Linked DNA regions of Homo sapiens: region 2 is linked to region 1. A link is a contact called in ENCODE Hi-C or POLR2A ChIA-PET data. All regions are on one chromosome and are shown on one strand. The core of a region is the stretch at or near the end of the contact, and the rest is flanking DNA. Distances in the headings are between cores, read along the strand shown.

Evidence for each region. A loop is a pair of places that touch in the nucleus more often than their neighbours do. ChIA-PET counts read pairs that join two places held with the same protein, here RNA polymerase II (POLR2A). Pooled maps may share reads with other maps.
Region 2: a map of heart left ventricle shows a loop between it and region 1 (4-fold over the local background). The contact joins two enhancer-like sites. A Hi-C loop is called at or near these places in 14 of 168 maps with a recorded cell type or tissue (CD4-positive, alpha-beta memory T cell, CD8-positive, alpha-beta T cell, GM12878 and 9 more), 22 of 37 single-sample maps with no recorded cell type and 29 of 50 pooled maps. POLR2A ChIA-PET finds 5 or more read pairs at or near these places in 1 of 52 experiments (CD4-positive, alpha-beta T cell).

The regions. Positions count from the first base shown.
Region 1 is chr6:152,270,197-152,277,601 of GRCh38, reverse strand. All of the region lies in intron 98 of SYNE1 (spectrin repeat containing nuclear envelope protein 1), which reads left to right. Among named protein-coding and RNA genes, the nearest start is that of SYNE1-AS1, 110 kb to the left of the region's middle. Within about 2 kb of position 4,406, at least 13 of the 41 ENCODE cell types and tissues checked have a DNase peak (open chromatin) inside an H3K27ac peak, as active enhancers do.
Region 2 is chr6:151,698,010-151,705,414 of GRCh38, reverse strand. It overlaps a transcript of ESR1 not described here. Among named protein-coding and RNA genes, the nearest start is that of ESR1, 110 kb to the left of the region's middle. Within about 2 kb of position 3,439, at least 2 of the 41 ENCODE cell types and tissues checked have a DNase peak (open chromatin) inside an H3K27ac peak, as active enhancers do.

The DNA.
Region 1 (7,405 bases), core at 3,157-5,656:
GAAAAAGGAATGTGGGCAGGGCGCCGTGGCTCACGCCTGTAATCCCAGCACTTTGGGAGGCCGAGACAAGCAGATCACTTGAGGTCAGGAGTTCGAGACCAGACTGGCTAACATGGTGAAACCCCATCTCTGCTAAAAATACAAAAAAAAAAAAAAATTAGCTGGGCCTTGTGGTGGACACCTGTAATCTCAGTTACTCGGGAGGCTGAGGCAGGAGAATTGCTTGAACCTGGGAGGTGGAGATTTCAGTGAGCCGAGATTATATCACTGCACTCCAGTCTGGGCGACAGAGCAAGACTCTGTCTCATAACAAAAAAAAAAAAAAAAAAAAAAAAAAGAAAAAGAAAAAGGAGTGTGATTGCAAGAACAATCTTCTTGTTGGGGAGGAAACGGATAGGATAAAAAGTACACAGGCCAGGTGCGGTGGCTCACACCTGTAATCCCAGCACTTTGGGAAGCCAAGGCTGGCAGATCATGAAGTCAGGAGATGGAGACCATCCTGGCTAACACGGTGAAACCCCGTTTCTAATAAAAATACCAAAAATTAGCCGGGCATAGTGGTGGGCGCCTGTAGTCCCAGCTACTTGGGAAGCTGAGGCAGGAGAATCTCCTGAACCTGAACCTGGGAAGCAGAGGTTACAGTGAGCTGAGATCGCACCACTGCACTCCAGCCTGGGAGACAGAGGGAGACGCCGTCTCAAAAAAAAAAAAAAAAAAAAAAAAGAGTGCAGAGTTTGGTCTTCCCTACCCTTCTTGCTAAGTAAGCCAGGGACCAAATAGTTTAGAAGCCCATTAGCTGCCCCAACCCTATAAGCATCTGATGGTATCATCTGCTCCTTCTTGTGGCCTAATCCAAACTGTGCCTTCCTTTACCATTTACACCTTTCTCCTGCAATAATGGTTGAGACCAGGCCAATCTGTTCTCCAAGTAAAATGAGGAGGGAGGGAAAGCATCTATGTTGGAATACAAATACTGGTAGGAAGTAGGACATAAATATTGTTAACGGAAACTTCATGGAAGTTCACTGTGATTGCTTCTGTTTTCTCAGTGTGAGGATGATTGTTAGGACTAACCTATGTATTTTTTTTTTCGGCTTTTTGCTGATGATATGATTATATGATATGGAAAACCAAACTTAATCAACTAAAAACTATTTAGAAGCAATGGAGAAATTTAGGAAGATGACTGGCTTATTAAAAATATGAAGTTAGGTCATTGAAAAGCATAAAAGAATCCAACAAAAAATAAAAATTAAAAAATGAAGTCAGCCGAGCACAGTGGCTCACGCCTGTATCCCCAGCAATTTGGGAGGCCAAGGCAGGTGGATCACCTGAGGTCGGGAGTTTGAGACCAGCCTGGCCAACATGGTGAAACCCCATCTCTACTAAAAATACAAAAATTAGCCGGGTGTGGTGGGGCATGCCTGTAATCCCAGCTGCTTGGGAGGCTGAGGCATGAGAACTGCTTGAACCTGGGAGGCAGAGGTTGCAGTGAGCCGAGATTGTGCCACTGTGCTCTAGCTTGGGCAACAGAGTGAAATCCTGTCTCAAAAAAAAAAAAAAAAAAAAAAGAAGTCGAGAATTTATAGTTTTTACATAGACAAAAAACAAGTTAGAGGAATAATGTAATATCCCATATAAAATTTTGAAAATGAAGAGTTTTGAGGGATTATTAGTCTTATCATATATGTGTGTGGATTTTTTTTTGTTTTTTTTTTTTTGAGACAGGGTCTTGCTCTGTCACCCAGGCTGGAGTGCAGGGACGCAATCTCAGCTCATTGCAACCTCTGCCTCCCAGTCTCAAGTAATGCTCCCACCTCAGCCTCCTGAGTAGCTGGGACTATAGGCGCGCACCACCTGCCTAGCTAATTTTTTTAATTTTTTGTAGAGATGGAGGTCTCTCAATGTTGCCCAGGCTGGTCTTCAACTCCTGAGCACAGGCAATCCACCCACCTCAGCCTCCCAAAGTGCTGAGATTATAGGCGTGAGCTACCATGCCCGGCCAGTCTAATCACATATTAAAATACAATATTACAATAATTAAAATAGTTTGGTGTTGGCGCAATAAATATGTGAACAGAAAATTAAACAATAACTATTCCAGAAAGAGATTTGGTATGTAAAGGAATTTGATAAATATTTTAGGTGGCATTACAAATCAGTGGACAAAATATGACTCACTCTGTAAATAATCACTTGAAACGTGATAAACTGTATTTTCTACCCCATATTTTACAGAAAAATGTATCACAGGTGGATCAAAGATTTCAATATAAAACTTAAGTCTGCAAGGTACTCAATGTATGATTTTTTTTTTTTAATCTTAGGATAGGGAAAACCTTTGCCAGTATACCCCAAACCCATAATTTTATAGCTTCTTTTAAACTAATACATTGGCAGGGCTTGGTGGCTTATGCCTGTAATCTTAGCAGTTTGGGAGGCTAAGAAGGGAGAATTGCTTGAGCCCAGAAGTTCAAGACCAGCCTGGGTATCATAGCAAAACCCCATCTCTACAAATAATAAAAACATTAGCCGGGCGTGGTGGCACACGCCTGTGGTCCCAGCTACTAAGGAAGCTGGGATGGGAGAAGCTGGGAGGAGGTGGGAGAATCCCTTAAGCCCAGGTGGTTGAGGCTGCAGCGAGCTATGATTGTGCCACTGCACTGCAGCCTGGGTGACAGTGTGAGACGCCAACTAAAAAAATAAACAAATGGGCCATGGCTCCCACCTGTAATCCCAGCACTTTGGGAGGCTGAGGCAGGTGGATCACCTGAGGTCAGGAGTTCGAGACCAGCCTAGCCAACATAGTGAAACTCCGTCTATACTAAAAATACAAAATTAGCCAGGTGTGGTGGTGGGAACCTGTAATCCCAGCTACTCAGGAGGCTGAGGCAGGAGAATCACTTGAACCGAGGAGGCAGAGGTTGCAGTGAGCCGAGATCACGCCATTGCACTCCAGCCTGGGCAACAGGAGTGAAACTCCATCTCAAAAATGAATAAGTAAATAAATAAATAAACAAATAAAAATGAAACTACTACACAAAAATAAAAAAGTTCTGTATGACCCCCCTTCCCCACCCCCAAAAAAGTAACCAAATTGAAAGACATAGACAGGGAGGAATGAGTAACACAAAATAAAACAAAAGACATAGACAAACAGGGAAGAAACTATGCAATTCACAAATCTTTTGTAAAACAATAAGGAAAGATCAAATAATAGAATATGGACAAAAGATATGAAGAGATAATTCACAGGAAAAGAAATATAAATGGACAATGAACATATGAAAAGACGTTTGAACTCTGTGTTGGGTAAATAGATGCAAATAAAAAATATAACTTTTCACTTGGATTTACACACTTGAAAATGCACATGCAATGTGACTTTGTAATTAAAGTCAAAAGAAAAGGTTACACATACTAAAACTGAACAGAAGTAGAATGATTTTCTAGCTGTAAAAGTAGACAGCAATTCACCTAGTTTTGTAAACAGCTATTATAGGTCTAATATATAATGCTTTCTTCTATTTTCAGTGGTGATCTCTGAATGAACTTAATTTCTAAAGAAGCTAAAATAAAGGGAAAGCCTTGAAAGTTTCCTAGGTAGGATAGCAATCATTTATAAAGCTCTTATTACTCCCTTGCCCCACCCTACCGCTAGAGGCAGGTAGTAAGGGAAGGGGCGGCCTGATCCTCACTCACAAGCACAAGAGGGATTAAACAAGGCAGGAACCACAAATTCCAAGGTCTCGTGGCCTGGGAAGGGCAAAACCAATGAGGGGAGCAGGCCCAGCCTGGCCCTTGGCAAGCTGGTCTCCTGTCTAAGAAGCAGCTGTTACTAAGCTCTAGCTATTATCACACAAGAATTTACAAGTGGCATTGCTGGATCTTCTAGTTTTTCAAGAGATAGGGAATGTGGATTTATTTCTAAAGCCTCCCAACTTTTAAACGTTGACATTTAAATCTAAAATTTTAAAATAATTTGTGTGCCAAAGAAAGCATATCCACAAGCCAGGATTGAAATCTGTTTATCTTTTTCCCATTCATTATTAACGAGGTGACCTGGGGCAAGAGCCTTAAATTTTCCACAACTTTCTTACGGATCAGTTTTCTCATCTGTAAAATATGGATAATAATATTTAACTTAAAAAAATTCTTTAGAACATGTGGAAAAAATAATCAAAAAGAAAAAAAACAGTGAGGATTTAAATGCAAGTAATACAATAAATGCTCAAATTGCAGCAGTTAAAATAATTAATAACAATAACCAACTGTTTCCAAATCACATTCTTTGAGACGAAGAAGCTTCTGCTATGCTGAAAGGCCAGGCTTGAGACTTAGCGGGCTGGACTGAGCATGTACACACCACTGTGGTGTCCACACCCAGCAGATCCTGCCCAGGTCCACGGGAATTCTTTAAACTGAGTCAAGTCCTGACCCTGCCCACATTGGGTGAAGTGTAAATACAGAAAAATGTGGTAGTGTTTTACTACATGGAAATTGGTTACTGTTTATTTTTAAACTATCTATAAATTCCATCATCTTTCATCTAATGAAGTTCCCAGCATATAAAATATTACTAGATCTTTTAAAATAATTAGAGCTTCCTGGAAGATTGTTTTTCCATCTGTGGGAAGAAAAGGAGCCCTGTTTACATTATTATTGCCATGAAAAGGATCATGTCCCTTTATGTAGAAAACTAAAAATAATTTGGAGTTAATCTGAAATTAACTAAAGTTAATTGCAGAAAACAAATCATCCATTAAATGCAGCCCTCAGCAATGTTAATGCTCTTTAATTGGGGCTTGGATGATTCAGGAGGGTTGGAATACCTTCCTAAGTCTGTAAGCACACCATTACTTAGTGCTACTGAAGCTGGGAGATGGTAATACCTCTTACCTCCATTCCTTTTAACTAATTTGACTTGCATGGGTATCAGTGAATGACTATGCTTTTTTGTTTCCTATCAAATAGACTGCTTCTCTATGTGAAGATCTTAAGGGCATGTAGTAAGATCTCCTGAATTACGTGGTATCTTCATGAAGCTGGGTCTTTTTCACACATTATCATTCATTAAAAGAACAGAGAGATTGCCCCATAAAATAATAAAAAGCTTTATAAAGAAATGTTTTATGTAATGTTTAGCACTGCCCAGTCCTCATTCATCTTCCAAGGAATGTTCCTGGCAAAAGTGGTTACTGTTCTAGTATTTCCAAAATAAAGTTTATGTAGCCCCACCCAGTGGGGACTGGTGACAGAAACCGCCTAACCTCTGCATTCCCTAGGCATGGCAGAAAACTGTTATCACACCTCAGAGAAAGTAATTACCATAATTACATTCCTTCTGGCTGCACCTTCTTATCCCCAGGGGAAAGAGAATGAAATTTGAACTGGATTCTTAATCATGGTTTGCTTCCTGTGGTCCAAGTCTTATGTTTCACAATGACTAAATCATTCAGAGAAAAATTCACTCACTGAAAAACTGAGTCTAACCGCATAGAATCTGAATATATATCTGTGCATATAAAAGTGAGGAAGTTGTTAAGACCTAACATTTCGATTGTCAGTGTTCCAAATCCAAATTTGGTGTAAGGAACTTGAGCCAACCTCTCTCAATCAGACCATAGTAACTGGTGTAGAAGAGCGTGTTGGGCTCAGGGCTCGGAGAATTTTCCAAGGGAGTCTTCAGGCCGGGCTCTGAAAAACAAATTTTTGCTGAAGAGAAAAGCAGAGAGGAAGTGGCCTGGATCCCACAAAAGCAAGTCAGCAGGTCATGGCCAGGGCCACTACTTTGGCAGCTGGAGCAGCTCTGATGGGGACAACTTTCAGTCTCGTCCACTGATTTCTTGAGGCCATTTTCTATGGGTTCCTTTTGAACTGCTGTTTCAACTTTGCTTGGAAGAACCAGGATCTTTTAGAGCTTATTCTTAGAAGGTGGTGGAGTCTTAGATGAGAGAGAATCTGTTTTCATGCAGAAAATCATGGGTTCCAGTTCTGGGAGAATGCCCATCCACCCAAACTTCCCATCTCTAGGAAAATCACTGCTTATCTTTGAGAAATTCCGCAGAAGGTGGAGAATTTAGTGTCACTAGTCACCCATTCTGAAGGTCTTGCAAAATGCAACTAGCATATATTAGACCATTGCACCCCCGTTGTTCTACCTAAACTGCAATCTCTGGCTGGATCATCTGAAAGGAAAGGAAGTACCTCTGAGCTCGGGTGGGCTCAGAATCTGGGAGAAAGTTTTATATACTATTACCTACAGGTTTTTACTGTTCATTTAGCTTCAAGCACCGACACCGCCTTGCAAAGATAAAGATAAAGTCTATTAGACAATTTAATCATGAGATTCTAATGAAAAAAAGAAGAAACAGAAAGGTAAACAGATCCCATCTATTTCCCTAAAATGGTGAGTATAAAACTCTGAAAATAGGAGAGCGAGAGAAGGGTCTCTGTGGGCAGTTAGGTTGGATGAGCTGGAATGGCTGGGTCCCATGTTGTGCTCAGACATTGCAAAGAACAACCAGGGGCAGGCGAGCAGCAGCTCCAGAAATAGATGGCAGGAGGCTCCTCCGTGGAAGCAACCTGTAAAATATCCTTCCTCTGCCCCATGGTACGCCAGCCCTGCTGTCCTCTTCACTGCTCTGTTCTCTCTGAAATGGCAAATTTCTTTCACCTTAGGGTCTTTGTGCCAACTGTTCCCTGGGTCTGAATGCCCTCACTCTAGATCTTTGCAAGGCTGGTGGTCTCTCGTCATGCAGAGTGCAATTGTCTCTTCTAAAGATGCTTCCTTAGGCCTCCCTAAAACTTTCTATCCCATTATCAGTCTCTGTAGGCCTTATCTTCAGCTCAGTTATCTGTTTGTTTATAGTCTAACTCCCCACCAGGGCCCTCATCTGGCTTCCAAAACACTCCCAGCTTCTAGAACAGTGTCTAGTGAGTGCTTATTAAGTAGTGAATGAGTTATATTGAAATTATAATTTATCCTTTGACAGATGAATCTATGTGAGTAGAAAAGCTCTCATTCAGAACTAATCCCATTTGATGTGCAACATTTTAGGGCCTTTCAAATTCCATTAGAATAATCAGGCAGGAAGGATCAACTCTTGCCTAGGTGCTGAGTCATTACTTTGGTCTTTCTCCTTTAGTCAGACTTTCTCCAAGCCAGCTTAGCAATGGGCCAGTTTCTGGTGATGGTGATGGAGGGAGTGAAGGGTACTTTTTCAGAGATCTCACCTTTAATAATCACACCACTGACCTCTCAAGGCTCAATTAAGCTTTGAATTTGTAAAATGGTAACCACACGTGCCCACAGTAAATGACTTTTTTTAATGTGCTAATTGATGGTTCTGAAAGAAAGACTCTTAAAGAGTTTTCATCTTTGAGTACAGTCTATTAATTATGT
Region 2 (7,405 bases), core at 2,190-4,689, 570 kb after region 1:
AACCCCCAAAATAATGATATAGATCATTAACCCATATAAAACTTAATTAGGAAAGCAAAACTGATGGCATGGCTATTATACTGGTCAAAGGATCCTTTCACCTCTCCAGTTTGGGACCAAATCTGATGACACATTTTCACTAGAGGAAGAGAAGTCAGCATGGGAATTGAGCTTGATAAATAAAATTATTAGTCAGCTAATCCTAGCCTGTTGTCTTTCTGCTAGGTAAAAGTGTTCCAGATATATATAATCTGTCAGCTCTATTAAGTATCATTTATAGGCAGGAAAAATGTGCTCTTATGATGATCAGAGTCCCCATATCTCGCACACAATGGGGATACAAATATCATTTCACAGTGGAAGTCTGAGTTCCTCATTCAATGGATGACAAGCTCCCTATGGGAAGAGATCCTTCCTTTTTATACTGCTCCTATATAGAGGGCTTAGATCCTGAAGTTTCTGAAGGAAACTTCAGGATCTAAGCCCTCTGCCTGCATACATAACCTGGAAACCCATATTTACAGGGACCAAGACCTTGAGTTATTGTCCTAAGTTCATGTCCTGTCATATCATTGCCAGCTGGGTAGTCTTTAGCAAATTACTTGATTTTTCTAAGCCTTAGTTCGCTTTCCTAGAAAGTGGGTTTAATGAAACCCCCTCCTAGAGCTGTTGTAATGACCGAATAAACTGTTTTCTATAAAGTGCCATGGAGAGCAGAAAATAATCTGGTGGGTAAATGAATAGGTATCACAACTGTCATTCTGCAAACTACTTGACTGAGCTCACTGACTCCAGACATGACTAAGTAGACCATAAAAGAAATGGAACTTTTATGTTTTAAGTTAAGAATTGACTTTTGTGGCCAGGGGCGTTGGCTCACGCCTGTAATCCCAACACTTTGGGAGGCTGAGGCGGGTGGATCACCTGAGGTCAGGAGTTCAAGACCAGCCTGGTCAACATGGTGAAACATAGTGAAACCCTGTCTCTATCTCTACTAAAAATACAAAAATTAGCTGGGTGTGGTGGCGGGCACCTGTAATCCCAGCTACTTGGGAGGCTGAGGCAGGAAAAATCGCTTGAACCGGGGAGGCAGAGGTTGCAGTGAGCCAAGATCGCACCACTGCACTCCAGCCTGGGTGGTGACAGAGTGAGACTCAGTCTCAAATAAAACAAAACAAAAAAAGAATCGACTTTGTAACTTGAGTGTTGTTTCTTAAAAAAAATATGAAAGAGTGGGAGTGGGGGCAACCCCATGGGTGGCTTCTACACTAACCTATCAACATACATTTTACATCTTTTATTTTTTAGCCCTTAGAATCTTTCTACTCAAGATCAAATTTTAATATTAATAGAGCCAAATATATTTGATTATGGGAGAACCACTGATGTTCTGTGTTGTTTATAAATTGGAAAGGCAGCAAAAATGGAGGAGAATTATTCTGGTGACCCAACCTAAGTGACACAGTTACCCAGGCAGATGCGCAATAGCGTCTAGAATCCCAACAGTTTGTCTCAGGTCTCTTTCAAAATCTCAGCAACAGCACCTTAGACCTTTCTGGAATCAAAGTTTTGGATCTAAGACTTCAAAGTGGGGAAAGCAATGCAAGACTACTCAGGGACTGACATGTGTAGAATCAAAAAGAGAGAAAGGGAGGTATATGCTGAAAATGGTATGAGATCCATACCCCCAGTGACTTGCACTGGTTCTTCTACTTTGTTCAGCCTCAGCCAGATGGAAGACTCGTTTCTATATTAAAATCTTTTTTCCCCCTCCTTCATTATCTCTCCCTGCTGCCCAAAAGAGGAATCAAACTCACTGCATCAAGCTGGCAAAGAGCTACAGGCGCCTTCCACTTGGAAGTAAGAAGCTAGAGCAGCTCACCCATTAACATTTCTGTGATTCACAGGAGAGCTCATTCACAGCTGCTCAGACTCTGAGCAGAGAGATTAGAACTAGAACTGTTTAAAATTCCTAAGCCAGAGGAGTTTCACGGGGCGGGGTGCTTCTAAACAGCCTGCAGTCAGCCATGCCCTTGCAGACAAGGCTCTGGGGGTTCCACATGCACCTCCAGCCTCAGAAGACTGGCCTGACCAGTCCTGCAGCTGTTTTGAGGACAGTAGCTAAGCCTGGAAGTGGTGACTTTATTTACCATTTTTGGTTAGTCACTAAGTAAAGTCTTTGCCTAGAAACCTTCATTTCTTATGCAGTAGGGTAGAAAAGGTCCAGCTAAAAATTTTCCTGAAATACTTCACCAAACAGGCCAGTTCTACAATTAGGAAATTACCACGCTGAGTAATATTTGCCAGTCTGGTTTTTAGTGAAGTCAGGTTTCGTCCACTGGCATCTCAAGCTGATTGGCAGACAGACCTAGGTCCTACACCCAACCCCTCCCTTGCAATTTGGGCAGGTTATATTTTTAAAAGTGCAGACTTCCTGTGCTTTTGAACATTTTGAAGGCTAGGATAGTATTCACAAATCAGGGGTGCATTTAATCTTTTATATCACATGCCTGCTACTGGATTTGCAAAATGCTGCATAGATACACAGCCTCTCAAGTTGGCTTCTAGGCAATGGTGACAATTTGCACTTTCTAGAGGCATGACTTTTCAAGAGGTTTGTGAACTAGTTTTAAAATGTTCTATGGAGGAAATGAGAAATGGACTTGACAGTCAGTAAGTTATTTTATCTTAATTTTAAATAAAAAATAATGTAATTACTTGGTGACCACAAATACAAGTGGCATGGCTTGTCTTTTCCCTTGTGAAACTGCTACCTGTTGTTTTGAATAATTAAATTCAATAGAAATGTTTCTTAATGATTGAGAAGGTTAGAACTATGTCTCTATTTTTAGGTAGGTCACTGAATATGTAAAGTCTAAATTCTGAAGATATTCCCCTATTTTAGGGTTAAATTAAAAGCACACTCACATTTTGCTTCCTATTAGCACCATACAACTGGCAAGAGGAGAAGGAGGTTGTGAAATTCAAATCAAGAAATGTTTTCACTTGCTGGAAACTATGGTAAAGCTCTGAGGGAAAAAAGAATGAAAAGCTCTTTCTTAAGAAAAAAAAAGCTTGGATTTTCCCTACTTAGAGTGGACTATTGAGTATGTAAATAAATTGGTTAACCTCTCTGATACTATGCAAAGAAACCTCACCCACACAGTAGACTTGGGGATTTTTTTAAATGGTGGTAGTGCACAGATTGTATCCTTAATTTCAACCTAAGCAACGCATGTAGAGTGCCCATCAGATAGTAGGTGTACTGCTAAGCCCCTGACAATACACACTTGATAATGAAAGAAATTAAATGAAAAATCGTTCTCCAAACTGATGACCAAATTAGATCTTATCAATTCACGGACAAAGTCAGGAGAGAGAAAGAGGAAACTAGTATGTTCACACATACCTCAGTGATGGTTCAAAGTTCAGATTAAAATCTACATCCTTTTTCAAGAAGTGCTGTGCTGATATTTGGTACCGCAGTCCCGGAGAATGTGAAGAGATCTTTGTGCTTACTCCTTCCTAGTTTTCTTCTTCCTTTTGTTTTTTTAACAGAGAAGGAAAGGGAGATGTGGGTGATTTCTACAGATTTCCTTAATTAAAGCTAGTTTGACTCCCCACTTAAGTGAAATAAGGCTGTTAAAAAGAAAAGTAGTCTCACTTATCAATAGGCACTGAAGAATCAATGTTTGGCTTACCTGTTCAGATCAAATTCCTTGATTACATTATTTTACAAAGCTGAGTAGGGCTTAAGCTAGTTACCACTGATGCCATTGGCAAGTATTTCTTCATTCACGCACAGGCCATAATCCACTACACCAACTCAGGCCCACGGGATGACTTCCATTTCTTCTTCTTCTTTTTTTTTTTTTTTTTTTTTTTGAGATGTAGTGTCGCTCTTGCCACCCAGATTGGAGTGCAACGGTGCGGTCTCGGCTCACTGCAACCTCCACCTCCTGGGTTCAAGCATTTCTTCTGCCTCAGCCTCCCAAGTAGCTGGGACTACAGGCGCACACCACCACGCCCGCCAGCTAATTTTTTATCTTTTTAGTAGAGATGGGTTTCACCATGTTGGCTGGGCTGGTCTCCAATTCCTGACCTCCGGTGATCCACCCACCTCAGCCTCTCAAAGTGCTGAGATTACAGATGACTTCCATTTCTATAGATCCATTTTGCCATTAGAAATTAAAAAAAAAAAAACTCCCAGCCCACAGTATCTCAAATCACATGTGCAGCAGCAGAACAAAACCTGCTGTGGCTGTGATAGGTATGATTTTACCACGAAGATTCAGACGTTGTTACATGGTTGAAAAAGCAGTCACTGCACAGAGCAAGTGAGAAATTGAGCAATGCAACTTAATACAGCTTTTCCCTATTGCTTATAAAACAACGTTCTTAATTTTTAATTACATGTAAAATTCTTCTGAATTTTTACTTTAAGTTATTTCAATAGACTCCCTTGGGGTGCTTTAAGAATATCCCATGGGGCACTTTTTTACTGTGGGTCATCAGCCTAAGCTGTTGGAAAAAGGCCCTGGGTTTTTTTGGTTTGTTTTTAAAATGTTGTATAACAGCTTTAAATGTGCAAGACATGATAGAGTGGGGGAAAAAAACTTGTTGAATTCTTAACTTTGTTTTTCCATCTGAAATATTAGTATGCCTGTGTTTTTATTTTTTCCTAATTCCAAGCAACAGTGAACCTAATTTACAATTTTTTTCTCAAAAAAAAAAAAAAAAAAAAAAGGAAAGTTTAACATTGTATTAGGGAGGCTTCAGAATTAGCAGGTGCACTCCAACAGATTTATAGGGGCCAGTGGACTGATAGCTGTATTTTAGGACTGGGAAACATCTGCTCAAAGTAAGTAGTTTATGGTTTCCATATCAAATAGAAGAAAAAAATACCACACTGGTCCTCAGACTTTGGTAGTTGTGTTTTTAGAAAACCAAATTCACACAAATTCTATTCTAGGGGACTTGTATATTTCATTGCTATGTTCTACTAAAGTTAAGGAGGTACAGAAATTGCTCCATGAGGAAATGATAAAGGTCAGAGCCTCAGAATTTTAAGTGGAAAATTCATAAGCATGCATTATGGAGGGAAAAAAAGGCTAATTAAATATAACACTCAACTAAACTATAAAAAAAGACTTGTTTTCTCCATGTAAGTCAGATTATATGGGCTTCCTCCACCACTTCAACCCACTAATCTAAAGTAATGAAATGCAATCTCTGGAAGTACTCAGAATTAGACATGTAACAGATAATAACAGAGATTTGAAGAAATTTTGCACAAACATGCAACAACCTTAGGAATGAACTCTTTTTTTTTTTTTTCACTTGTCCTCTAGTCTCGCTCTAAATAACCACATGAAGTAAGGAATTGGCTGTTATTCAGTAAATTTGGACTGTGGACACTGACCAAATGGCTTGACATTCTACCTCCACCCCTTATCCTATTTTCAGTCCACATTTTCCCTCCACGGTGACTTTCTGGTTATATATTATCTGGTTTGGCCGTCTCCACTGCCCACTTCAGATAATTGCTCAATTCTCAACTTGGCTTCTTGCTGCATAGGCTTGACCTAAGAGAATGGATGAAGAAAGAGCCAGCATTTTCCTTTGATCTCTCAGAACTCAGGATTCCATTATATAATCTACCATAAATCCTGGCAGTCGAGATTGACACCAACATTGAAACTTGCCATAATATGACACTCCTTATTGATTCATTATGTATTCTGACATTTCTTCATTAACACGAACTCAATACTGCAGTCTGTCAGTGATAAGAAATTTTTCTTAGTTGCCTTCTCAATATTTTTGAGGGTTGCCTTGGTTAATTTTTCTCTTCTGCTATCTAAGCTTCATATGCCAAATGTTCTAACTGGCTATCTGCCTCTAAGGTTTAAGCTCACAGATGTTTCCTTGTGTCCACAGAAAATACTACTCCGCTGAGAATAGTTTTGATAAATAAAATTGGCAATAAATTTAGAACCAAAGAGCTGGATAAAGAAATCAAGTGCAACCCATGTTATCCACACTTTTGTAAATCTACAAACTTGTCTAGTATACCCAGTAATAGTAGATTCTAGGAATCCCATCAACAAAGTAAAGTCTTAAATAATCCCAAAACCTCCTTCTATGTAGCAGTACAAATCTTTTCCCCTACTAAACATTACCATGGCTTCTAACAAGCAGAGAATTGGCACAACAAATTTCACTTCTATTCCAAGTGCAGAGGGAGGAGTAAAATGGACAGAATCCAAATGTCGAGAAAGAAGTGAAGAAAGGACCCTGCAGAGCCCAGATAGGAATAATACGTGAACTGTTCTAAGTGATTAATACTCCACTACATTAATACTGCTTATGCAACACGAATGCTGTAGTAAGCAGGAGACCTTTGCTTTCTGCTTTTTTCCCTTTCCTAGAAAACATTTTCCTAGGAGTCTTTCCCTTCACAAATGACATGTGAAGGAGCTATATGCTTGATTTGTGAAGATTGAGTGATCCGGAGGAATAGGACCGTCAAACGGACAAGAGCAGTGTTCTTCCTGTTGAATGTTATCATGTCACCCTCTCCTGGTACTTCGCTGCTCAAAATTCAAAGCCCAGGCATTTCCACCATGGAACATTCTCAGGAGTGTAGCATCATCATTTGAGATTTACTGTAACTGAAGTGAAATTATTTAGTGGGTTTGGCCTTTTTCCCTCCCGACTCTACCCCCAGTAGCTCCTTGCCTTTTCTTTTTAAATTGTTGCTCTAGCCTTTTATTTCCCCTTGGAAGAGAAGGAAAAAGAGGAAATCAGAAAGGACACTCGTCCTCCTTCCCTCTACCCACAAATCACAGAATTTAGCTTTTCCATTCCCATAACTGTAAAGCATTTTAGGCAACTGCAGGAGAGATCACAGTTTTCCTTTCCAAGCAGAATCCTAAATCAGTGCAATGAAAACATGTCTGTCTTTTATTCCCAGCACAGATGCCCATGGGTTTGGTTGTGTTTATACTGTCAGTATCTTAAGTCACTTTTTTTTTTTTTTAAGACAAGATCTTGCTCTGTTGCCCAGGCTGGAATGCAGTGTGCAGTGGCGCTATGTCAGCTCACTGCAGCCTGGATCTCCTGGGCTTAAGTCATCCTCTCACCTCAGCCTCTCAAGTAGCTGGGACTACAGGCGTGCACCACCACACCTGGCTAATTTTTGTATTTTTTATAGAGATGGGGTTTCGCCATGTTGCCCAGACTGCTCTCAAACTCCTGAGCAAAAGCAATTCACCCACCTCGGCCTCCCAAAGTGCTAGGATTACAGGTGTGAGCCACCAGCATTAAATGTTCTGTCGCCCAGGCTGGAGTGCAGTGGTACAATATTGGCTCACTGCAACCTCCACCTCCCGGTTCAAGCGAT